2 separate regions of the Mus musculus genome follow, and region 1 is linked to region 2. A link is a contact called in ENCODE Hi-C or POLR2A ChIA-PET data. All regions are on one chromosome and are shown on one strand. The core of a region is the stretch at or near the end of the contact, and the rest is flanking DNA. Distances in the headings are between cores, read along the strand shown.

Region 1 (5,278 bases), core at 846-3,345, 36 kb after region 2:
TTGTTCTACCCGACTGTAAAAATAAGTATCAAAATGTAAAAATTAGCTCTGAGAGTGTAGTAAGTTGATACTGCTTGCATAACGCCTAAAGCCACAGGATGAATCCCCATCAAGCCATGAACTCGGACATGATAATGGGTGCCTGTAATTCTTGAACTTAAGATATAAAATCATAAAGCTCAGAAATTTAAGTCATTCTTGACTATAAAGTGAGTTTGAGGCCAGCCTAGACTATATAAGAATCTCTCTCAAAAACAAAAAACAAAGCAAAAGTAAAATTTTGGCTTTCTCCGTGTTATGTTAGCACTAGAAGGAAATTTCACGTGGTAGCATTTTTAAAACGTGTGCTTGTTGTTTCCTTGCTTGCTTTTTCAGTTAGAAGAGACCCAAACATATCACGGCAAGCTAAATGAAGACCATCTCCTTCATGCTCCTGAGTTTATCATTAAGCCTCGTTCTCACACAGTTTGGGAGAAGGAGAATGTGAAGTTGCACTGCTCTGTAGCAGGGTGGCCAGAGCCTCGGCTCACGTGGTATGTTTGCTTTGTGGAAGCTAGGAGAACTGATTGCCAACTTACGTTCACATTTAGAGAAAGCATGCTGGGTTAGCCATGTGCCAGAATCAACACAGGTATCTATGTTGTATGTGCTTGTATATGTTTGCATATGCTTTCAAAAGAGTTAAAGCGTCGAGACAGTTTTACCCATGGGAAGGACAAATAAATGGTCCTTGCATACAGATTCTACATCTTAATACTTTATAATCACAATACTAGGAGAGTCGGCTAAGTGTTTGCCGTGCTAACATGACAGCCTGGGTTTGGGTTCCTGCACCCACGTAGGAAGCTGGGTGCTCCTGTAATCCCAGAGCCAAATAGGTGGCGATGGGAAGAGCCCTGATCCTCGTTTAGACAAACCATGAAGCTCCAGGTTCAGTGAAAGACCTTATCTCAAAAGTATGGCGGATCGTAATTGAAGAAGACACTTGATGTTGATGTGACCTTCACATGCACTCGAGCGCGCGCGCGCGCACACACACACACACACACACATTTGTACACACTTAGGTATAATACACACACACACACATTTGTACACACTTATGTATAATACACACACACATTTGTACATACTTGTATATAATATACACACACACACACACACACATGCACACATGAATATGTATTTGTACCCAAAAGCTAAAACTCAGATAGTGTCCATCTCTATCACTTCCCTTCCCTTCACTTGACAGAGGGCACCATTCACTGAGACTTGATCTTGACACCAGTTCTTCCAGGAGGGAAAAGCAGGATGCTCCAGTGGAAGTCTCCTCTTTCATACTCAGGGGAAAATGCCATTCAGAACCGAAGAATGGGGAGCAACTAAGAAATGGTTCTGTTTCCGAGTGGGCTGCAGGATGGCTTGGTGGGAGAGTCCTGTCCATGATCCTGAGAGCAAGAGTTGTCTCTGGGCAAATAGGAATGTTGAGAATCAGTGTCCACACACTAACAGTTGGCTTTGGTGATAACAGGGCTAAACCCAGGGATGTGGAGCAAGAAGTTCTACCATTTGGGGGCCACATTACCAAAAGAAACACTAGACCGAAGTGGTTTTAAGGTTCTCCCAGAGAGGATGGTAAACCCACCTCAGGGAAGAGGTTCTTCATGGAGTTTGTGTCTCTCCTTGGACACGGTGCCTTTTCTAAGAAGCATCTGCTAGAATTCTAATCTCTGTCACAATATGGGTGCAAGCTGTGTATTTTTCACAGACATCCTCTTCCTCACAGAGCAGAGAACTCATTACCAGGTGAGACCCAGAGTGGTTAGTGATCATGTTGTTGACATTCAGGATTCTTTGGTGCCTGCCTGCAGCTTCCTGGCACTGGCACCAAATATAAAAGTGAGAGAAATCTTGGGCCCTAGATATGGGGTGGTGGTTAAGGGAATGCATTTGTGAGAGTGCTTGGCACAGGCGAGCTGCCTCATGGAGAGCAGCTAAGTCCTGGGCCATGACTCTAAGAAGCAAGTGCACCAGGGCTCTGGTTCCCTCAGAGCCTTCTCCAAAGACAGTTTGGCTCCAAGTTTCCACTGGCTGCTGTTAGGTCATGAGAGTCTGAGGTCTAACAAATGCGAGCAGGCAGCAGCTGTTCTCCTGGCTACTCTCATGTCACTGGCCATGTCTATTTAAGTGGAACTCAGAAGCAGCTGTCCTCCTGGCCAGTCTCATATTACTGGTCATGTCTATTTAAGTGGAACTTAGAGGTTACCCAGAGAACGCTGCACAGCAGAAACGCAGCACTCAGCAAGGCCAGGTACAGAACGTGGTTGGCATTCCCAGATCACACTGGAAGTAGAAAGTGTCTTACTTGGGTGTTCTTGTCCAGTAGAAAAGTTGCTTGCAGAGAACACCAACACACCAGGGTGGTAAAGCAAGATGTCGTGGGGGAGAGATTTCTATAGTCAACATGGAGGAGATATTTCTATTGTGGGGAAAAATGAAATGTTTAATAGACCATTTAATACAATAACTTGCCTAACACCTATTGGTTTAAAGGTGGGAGACCCCCACCCTCACCCCCACCCCCGCAACTCAGGAGTTGGAAACCGGAGGATAGGAAATTCAAAGTCAACCTCAGTTTTATAAAGAGTTCAAGGCCAGGCTGGGAGCCATGAGACCCTGTCTCAAAAAATTGTTAATTTGTAAAAAGAGAAAATTGTTTGGTTGTGGGTTTTTTGGTTTTGTTTTTTTAAAGCTAGCTTTAACTGTATTTCCTCTCTTAACTACTGAGCCAACTCTGCAGTCCCAGATACTTGGTTTTTACAGTGGATGATGGCTGCTTGTCTAAGTTGGGTTCCCACCAGCATTCCCATTTACTGTGAGATTTAATGTGTGTACGGTCATCTCAACTTGCAGGACATTGTGACAGGAAAAAGATCCCAGGGCATATTTGTTTCACTGAATTTCACTCTACCAAAGAGCTCTCCCTACCTTCTCCTCCCCGTCGACTAGAGCTCTGCAGCAAGGCAGACGTTTGTATATAAGGATGAAATGTGCATAACACATTAAACCAAGTCACGGGACAGTAGAGCCTTATTCCAGAAGTACGCGACCCTCATTAGTTAGCGCTTCAGAGACGGCATGGGAAGGTTAGGGGAGTGCTGTACACACAAAGCATTTACACCTCTGGGAAGCAATCCCAGGGGGCAGATTACTCTCCATAGCCGGCTGATGAATGGCTAATTTGGAATTCCACTTTCCAGAAACAACAAGCTGTGAAGTGTGGGGGTGGGGGGCAGGCCAAACCCCTTCTTTCCCTTGTGACCTAATGCCAAAGGCAGACAGTCTCAAGTGACCCAAACCCTGCAGAGTAGAACAAAAGTGCTCTCTGGTTTAGTCCTTCTGGCTTTAACCAGGAGTTCCTTTCTCGAGGCCTTTGGCATTCCACAGACAAGCCTTGTGTATTTTAAACCAGTTTCCTTTGCCAGGTGGTCACACGGGAAGAACTGTGAATATTTAGTTGGAAAAGCCGTAAAGGTGCTAAGCCGAGTGGTGCCAGTGTGTGGGAGCTGCAAAAATAGTGCTTTATTGCAAACTTTATAGAGATATGAACAGCATTGTTGACTTGAAGCCAACCTGAGTATCGCTCAGTCATTTGGTCAGGCAGCACATGACACAATGTTTAGTGTCACATCAATTCCCTTGCACTGGGAAGAGCTACTGAAAACCCTTCAGGATGTGGAAACCAAACCCAACACCCAGCTACCACAGCCACAGCCACCACCACGAAACCCAAGGAGGCAGGAGATGCCCAGCTGAGCCAAAGCTATCTCATCAGAACTCTTACCCGCTTTGCTCACGGAAATGGGAGCCTTTGAGATTAAGAGCTGCAGATAGCTGTCTCTGACCACACGTCCCCATGGCTGAGAGCTCTGTATTGAGACCACTGTCTGAAGCCACTTCCAGGCTTTCAGGAAGCAGAGAGGCAGCCATGTGTTCTGAGTAGGGAGAGAATCCTACAGCATGCCTGCCATCCAGCTGCGACCCTTGAGCTAGAACAATCGGCTTCATTTCAGAGCTGAGGGAAACTTACTCTTTTCGTGTGCACTCGTTCAAAGTCACCTGTAGCCTGAGGTGTGTGTTTCCCAGAACTTGATTTCTTTAGTGAAAAAGAGGAAGCTATAATTTAACTATTTTATCATATAACAGTTCAGTTCGATTTAACCAACGCTGAGCATTGGCAATACACCCATAACTCCCTCGGGAGTGGGAACAGAAGGGAATGTATATCACATGCAGAGAGTTCCCCATCACCAAAGGCCTAGCAACTTAGGAGGAGAGATGCAGACCCAACCAGAACTTTTAAAATTACATTCCTTTAGTGTGTGTATATGCATGCATGTGTATGCATGTGTGTGCATTGTCAGGCCATGACATGTGTGGGGAAATCAGAGAACAACTTGAGGGAGTTGGTTCCTCTCCTTTTAACATGGGATCAAATTCTAGTCATCATCAGGTTTGTTGGTGAGTGCCTTTACCTAAGGCACTTGGGAGTAACCAAGATTGGGAGAGATGAAAACAGTTCGTAATTTGTAAGACTTGTAAAGAGGAGTGTTGAAGATTTGGCATCTCACAAGTCTTGACAGCCGGGTTGCAATTTAGCTATTGGGAAATGAGAATCATAGAACAACAGAAATGTGGAGGGGCTTGGGAAATGGTGTGTACCATGGGAGCAAGAGGACCAGGGTTCTGATCCCCCAGAACCGGTGTAAGTGCCTGGACACCATGGTAGCCCAAGGGAAGTTCCAGCCTTGGGAAGCTGAGACAGGGCCCCCTAGAGCAAGCTGGTTTCCAGACTAACCATATCATTGAGTTCCGGCTGTGAGTGAGAGGCCCTGCTCCAAGAAAAAGGATGGAAAAACAACTGAGGAAAATTGCTGATTTCAACTTCAGATTTCTACATGAACATGCACCAGAACACACATATATGTGAACACACGGAGACATGCACATACATCATGCACATGCGCACATAAAAAGAAGAAAAACGAACTGTGTGACTTATACTAGGAATTACATTAGATTTCTATTTTTATATCAGAATACGCAAGGCTACCTACACAAAGGTAGATTTATTTGACAGTGTTGAGCAGCATGCCAACTCTTACGAGGTACTGCTGGGCAGTGCCACACCATGGCAAGTGGGATCACAGTAAGCAAGCACTGCCAGAGGGAAAAATAACACACCGATACAGAAAAGAGAAAGCTTGCTCTTTTACAG
Region 2 (5,282 bases), core at 2,048-4,547:
GGCTAATTATATTAACTTAAGTTTAAAAGTGTTAAAGCTCGTATGTAACCTATCCACACAGCAGGAAAGGAATGCAGTACAATGATTGGTCCGACTTGGGCAATGAGCTACATACTTCCCATTCCAGAGCAGTGACTCTCAAGTTAAAACAAGGCATAAAGGTAATGAAAATGTGATGCGGGTGGTGAATGCTTTAACCCCAACACTGGGAGGCAGCTGTGGATGCACAGTGAGACGTGATCATTAAACACTTAAGAGTTCAGAATGGTTCCCTTCTTTCTAAGGCTCAGAGAGGAGACTGCAAATCCAGTCACTATCACTTGGAAGTGACATTATCACTGTTTGTAGAATCAAGATCAGATGTTTGTCGTACTTCAAGAAGCTAATTCTGTCCCAGCACTTGGGAGGCAGAGGGAGGTGGATTTCTGAGTTCGAGGCCAGCCTGGTCTACAAAGTGAGTTCCAGGACAGCCAGGGCTACACACAGAAACCCTGTCTTGAAAAAAACAAAAACAAAAAACAAAAAACAAACAAACAAACAAAGAAGCCAATTCTGTCCAAATCTGGTAATATGTATGATGCTGGGCCGCAACTCTTTCAAGATGACATTGACTCACAGGTCTGTCTCCCACACAGAAACCTGGAGCTTCACAGCCATGACACAGCCAAATACCCACCTACCCAAACAACACCAACCTACAAACGCGAGAGAAAAGAAAATATCCAAAATTTTAGTGGAGATTCGCTTTCGTACCTTTGGATACAACTTTTGCACTTCAGATGTTAAAATCTTAAAAGATCTCTAAAGATCTCTAATATATTTTATACGCCTACTGAAAGACTCTTAATAACACTCCTCTGTAGAGTCGACTGAGCCCCCTCGACAGGCAAGAGAAACTCTAATCTCTCTGTCCAAGCTCAGGTAAAGGAGCACGGTGACGTCAGAGGGAATCTTTGAGAGTGGCGCTGGTCTCTTTGCTGTAGTTCTAAAAATGTGAAGCTGTAAAATAATCCTCAAGTTAGTTTAAAAAGAGCAGAATAAAACTGCAAATATTTGTTAGGGTTTACGGCAGGATCACCTGAGAACCTCACTTTGAAGGCTTTGTGAAAGATCTTTGGTATGAGACTGGCTGGCTGGCCTTCTAGAAAACAGCAGAAAGTTTCAGATCATCAACAGAGAAGGGAGGGCAAGGGTGGTCAAGGTAGTTTCTATTCACAGATGGCAATGAGTATAACCTTGTTTTAAACCAAGACAGTGCTGTAGCCATGCATGGTGTATGGTGTGGGTTGTTTGCAGTTCTGCCTCATGTATGCTAGGTATGCACTCTGCCACTGAGCTACCCCCCCCCCCCCCAAGAATAAGCGACAGCCTCATGCTTAAGGAAGACATCAGACTGTGAAGACAGTCCTGGAGAGGCTTTCTCCACATGCCAAGGGCAACCAGATTTTACAGAATCTTTAGAAATGTAGACTTTATAGAAACGTTGGTACTTAAGTTTTGAAAACGCTAAAGCTGGTGTGATGGCTGGTAACTGGATTTATAATCCTAGCCCTGGAAGTAGGAAGACCATCTTAAGTTCCAGGCCAGCATGGACTAAAAGGAGACCCTACCCAAACTAACAAACAAATTAACAACAACAACAAAAGAGCAGACTATGAAACTTCTTAAGTAGGACTAAGCCATACAAAGATATACATGAGATTGCCTAAATTAAATAGAATCTCACGTGCCTAAACTTGTAATAGATGTAAAAGATAGAAATTCTTAACAGAACATCTAAACTAAGCATACTTAGTTAATACCTTTTAATAAAAAAGCTCTCTTAAAACTAGTAAATATATCCTTCCAAATACTCCCATTTCAAAACCTCAGGTATTTGGCCTGCTTCGAAGTCCAGATCAAATCTCTATTATTTAATCAGTGCATTTCTTACTAGATGAGATGTGGGGGAGGGGATAGACTCAGTTTTTAAAAGTTGGTATTTCAGTTTCAAGGAAAACCAAGTCTTTATTTCTTAGGCACACTTCCGGTTGACAGTCAGCTTGGATCTTCCCACAGCCACACCCAAAAAAAGTTTTGAGCACCTTTTAAAAGTCATTAGTCGCCAGGATCGACTTGTCAACTACACCTCACTTTTGAAGACAAAATACCTTTCTAATTAATCCTCATCAAAGGCCATCCAGAAAAAAAAGAAAATATCAGCAATTTTAGTGAAGATTCGCTTTCGTCACCTTTTGATACAACGTCTGCACTTCAGATGTTAAAATCTTAAAAGATCTCTAAAGATCTATAATATAGTTTATACGCCTACTGAAAGACTCTTAATAACACTCCTCTGTAGAGTCGACTTAGCCCCCTCGACAGGCAAAAGAAGCTCTAAATCTCCTCTCTGTTCAAATACCGCTTTAAAAAAGTTTTACTTAGAGGGGCGCACACTAGAGTTGTATATCTGAACAGGGTCTTGCTACTACACATAGCCGCGCAGCTGCGACGACAGTTGCCGAGGGTGGCGGTGCTATCTTACGGTTTTATCCGCACACTCCCTCCTCGATCCCGGCAAGTTTACGTTAGCAACTCAACAGAGCTCCGGAGTCAGCTCTCTGGGGCTCTCTGGTTTCGCGGGGAGGCAAGGATCCAAGGCGCGCGGCGCCGGCGAGCTAAGCAACATTTCCCAAGTTCCTAGTGTGGGAAGCAGAGCGGGGTCTGCGCCCCGGCCGCCCCCAGCTCGCTCCAGCTCTCCCCCGGCTCGCGCACACATGCCCAGGTACGCTCCCCGAGCCGCGGCTCCCGCCGGTCCCCGCCGCCCCGCGGGGACACCTTCCCGGGCCGGACCGAGCCGCCCCCGCCCCGCGCCGCGGCCAGCACCACTCACCCTGCTCAGCCGCGAGAACCGAGAGTGAGCGTCTCCGCGAAGCTCCGCCGCTGCCGCCCTCCCAGACTTTCTAACTTTCCAGACTCCGCAGTACGGCCACTTCCGGCCTCCGCTCGCGAACCGGAAGGAAGCCTAGCGGCCATGCTCCTTCGCCTCGGTGCGCCAGCCCGGACGGGAGGGGGCGCCTCGGGGAAGGTGACAGAGCGGATGGCAGGCGTGGGGCGCCGACGGGGAGTCCGGGACGCGGAGTAGGGCTTAAAGAATCCTGTGGAGGGTCTCTCGGTCTAATCACCGGCTCTTCCTCTTTCTCCCGTCTCTTTTAGAATTGTGATTCTGCGCCCTCCCCCCTGTCAGCAGATGGTTGCGCCTGGCCCGGAGCTCTCCCTCTGCCCGCATTCCAGAGCGCGGCGAGAGGCGGGGACCCCCGTCTAAGTCCTTTTAGGGCAATTGAGGAGCCGGGCCGCGGACGTCACGTGACTGGCCCTGGCCCCGCCCCCCAGAGCCCGGGGCCTCCCCTCGCCCCGCAGCTGGAGCGCGCCTGCGCAGGAAGCTAGGGTGACTCACTGTCTAGGTCAGCGCCTCTGGGTCTGGGCAGCGTGGGAGTTTTTTATGGAGTTCTTCACGCTTCCCACGCGGGAGGAAACACTGAAGTTTCAGGGCCGCCGCCGCGCTGTCTCTTTGGTCCACTTAAGAGTTCATGAATTCAATATCGATTGCCCTCTTCCCAAACGTTCTCTGGAACTTTCTACAAGAGTCCCCCTTTACCCTGATGGTGACTCCTGCTTGCTCCACCTATGTCGCTCGAGGGTGAATGATGTAATTGGAATAAAGTGCTGGACCAATTTACCCGCCGGGTCTCCTTGCGTGGAGCAGCTGCTAACAATAGTTCTTATTTAAAGGAAGAGAGATTATTACGAGCCTGGCGGGATTCGTATCCCCAAGACTGGATGTTTTCTTCAAGAAACATTCCTCCCATTAATCAGTGATATGGTTTGAAGTTAACTCAAAAGCAGAGCCGCTGAGGGGGAAAATGTCCTAATCCTACAGATGTCAGAAACAAAATTTTTCTCCCTTTGATACTTGTACAAATACAAATAACTGGGTACTTCATCTCCAGCTCCCTACACCAAGGTCTTTAAGAGTGTGTTCTTCATCTTCAGGGACTTTAAGGGGCCCAACATGACTTTTAAGGAAGACTGGGGACACAGCTGGTGGCTGGCTATGACAGTACAAACTCAGAGGTCTGAGCAGTCAGAGACCGTGGATTCTGAGGCAGTGCAGCAATGCCCTAATGCCTCTACGAGGAGGTGGCCTGTCACCCTGGAAAGCTTAGGCCTTCCTCAGCTCCCTGTCCAGAAGGAGAACACCAAAACCCCTTTTCAGGATGGGCATTATCCGTCCCACCTCAGCTGGAAAACGGGACCTTGTTGCTTCTCTAGGAGCTGCCTGATATGTCCTTGCCAAATGAATCAATAGGTTTAGACTGGTAAGTGCTGTGGGAGGAGGGGGAAGGCTCTGGCTTGCCTGTTTTAAAATGAACAGTTGCTACCTCGGGACTGGGTTGTGGGATGGAAGAGAAAGGGCGGAGATCTACAAGGAAACAAATATGAATAAGTTACAGAAGAGCAAATAAACCTACCTGGGGACTAGTGGAAGATGTCCCAGAGGGCAATTGTGCCGATTCTAGGAGTTGATAGAGGAAAGAGGAGAGAGAAGTGTGTCAGGTCCTCTGGAGGGGCAAAGAACCCAGCTCATATGAAATTGGTTTCTGTTCACCCTGTATTCATTGCCATAGATAACCATGGACATATCAAATCAAGGTGGAAAAGGAAGTCTGCATAGTGTAATGTCTGATATGAAGTTCTAATGACTACACCCACTTCTGAAGGCCTCTGACATCTACGAGCCTGTTCTTTTGTAACCTAACAGAACTCTTCATGAAACAGCAGGTGAGTCCTTTTTACTCCAAGTTTGACAGTTTGGGTTCTGCCCCATATCTTTCCTTTAGCAAGCTGTGTAACTCGGAGAGCAAGTCCCTGGGTTGACCTGAGGCCTAATTTTCTGATATCCCTCCAGCCCGCCTTACAAGGCTTTCTGGTGAAATGAGATCATTTACAATTTCAGTTATTTCTTTTGTGTATATGGATATTCAACTGCATGTACATCTACACACCAGAAGAGGGCATCAGATCCCATATATGTGGGTGCTGGGAATTGAAGCCAAAACCTCTGCAAGAACAGCCAGTACTCTTAACTGCTAAGCTACCTCTCCAGCTCCTTGCTTACTGTGGGTGGTTTGAATGCGATTGGCACAGGGAGTGAGTGGCACTATTAGGTAAGACCTAGTTGGAGTGGGTGTGGCCTTGTTGGAGGAAGTGTATCACTGTTGGAGTAGGCTTTGTGTCGCCTA

The links. Hi-C counts contacts between places; a loop is a spot of excess contacts on that map. ChIA-PET counts read pairs that join two places held with the same protein, here RNA polymerase II (POLR2A).
Region 1: a loop to region 2 is called in a map of heart, with 1.9 times the contacts of the local background. The contact joins the enhancer-like site here to the promoter of Myl12a in region 2. A Hi-C loop is called at or near these places in 5 of 37 maps with a recorded cell type or tissue (gastrocnemius and heart). POLR2A ChIA-PET finds 5 or more read pairs at or near these places in 3 of 5 experiments (Patski and embryonic stem cell).

Annotation. Positions count from the first base shown.
Region 1 is chr17:71,036,841-71,042,118 of GRCm38, forward strand. It overlaps Myom1 (myomesin 1), which reads left to right. Exons shown (of 37, transcript NM_001083934.1): 5 at 376-533. Among named protein-coding and RNA genes, the nearest start is that of Myom1, 20 kb to the left of the region's middle. Within about 2 kb of position 2,096, at least 1 of the 3 ENCODE cell types and tissues checked has a DNase peak (open chromatin) inside an H3K27ac peak, as active enhancers do; it is heart, where a contact is called at or near this core.
Region 2 is chr17:70,999,236-71,004,517 of GRCm38, forward strand. Myl12a (myosin, light chain 12A, regulatory, non-sarcomeric) reads right to left here and starts at 3,298. Exons shown (of 4, transcript NM_026064.2): 1 at 2,873-3,298. It also overlaps a transcript of Myom1 not described here.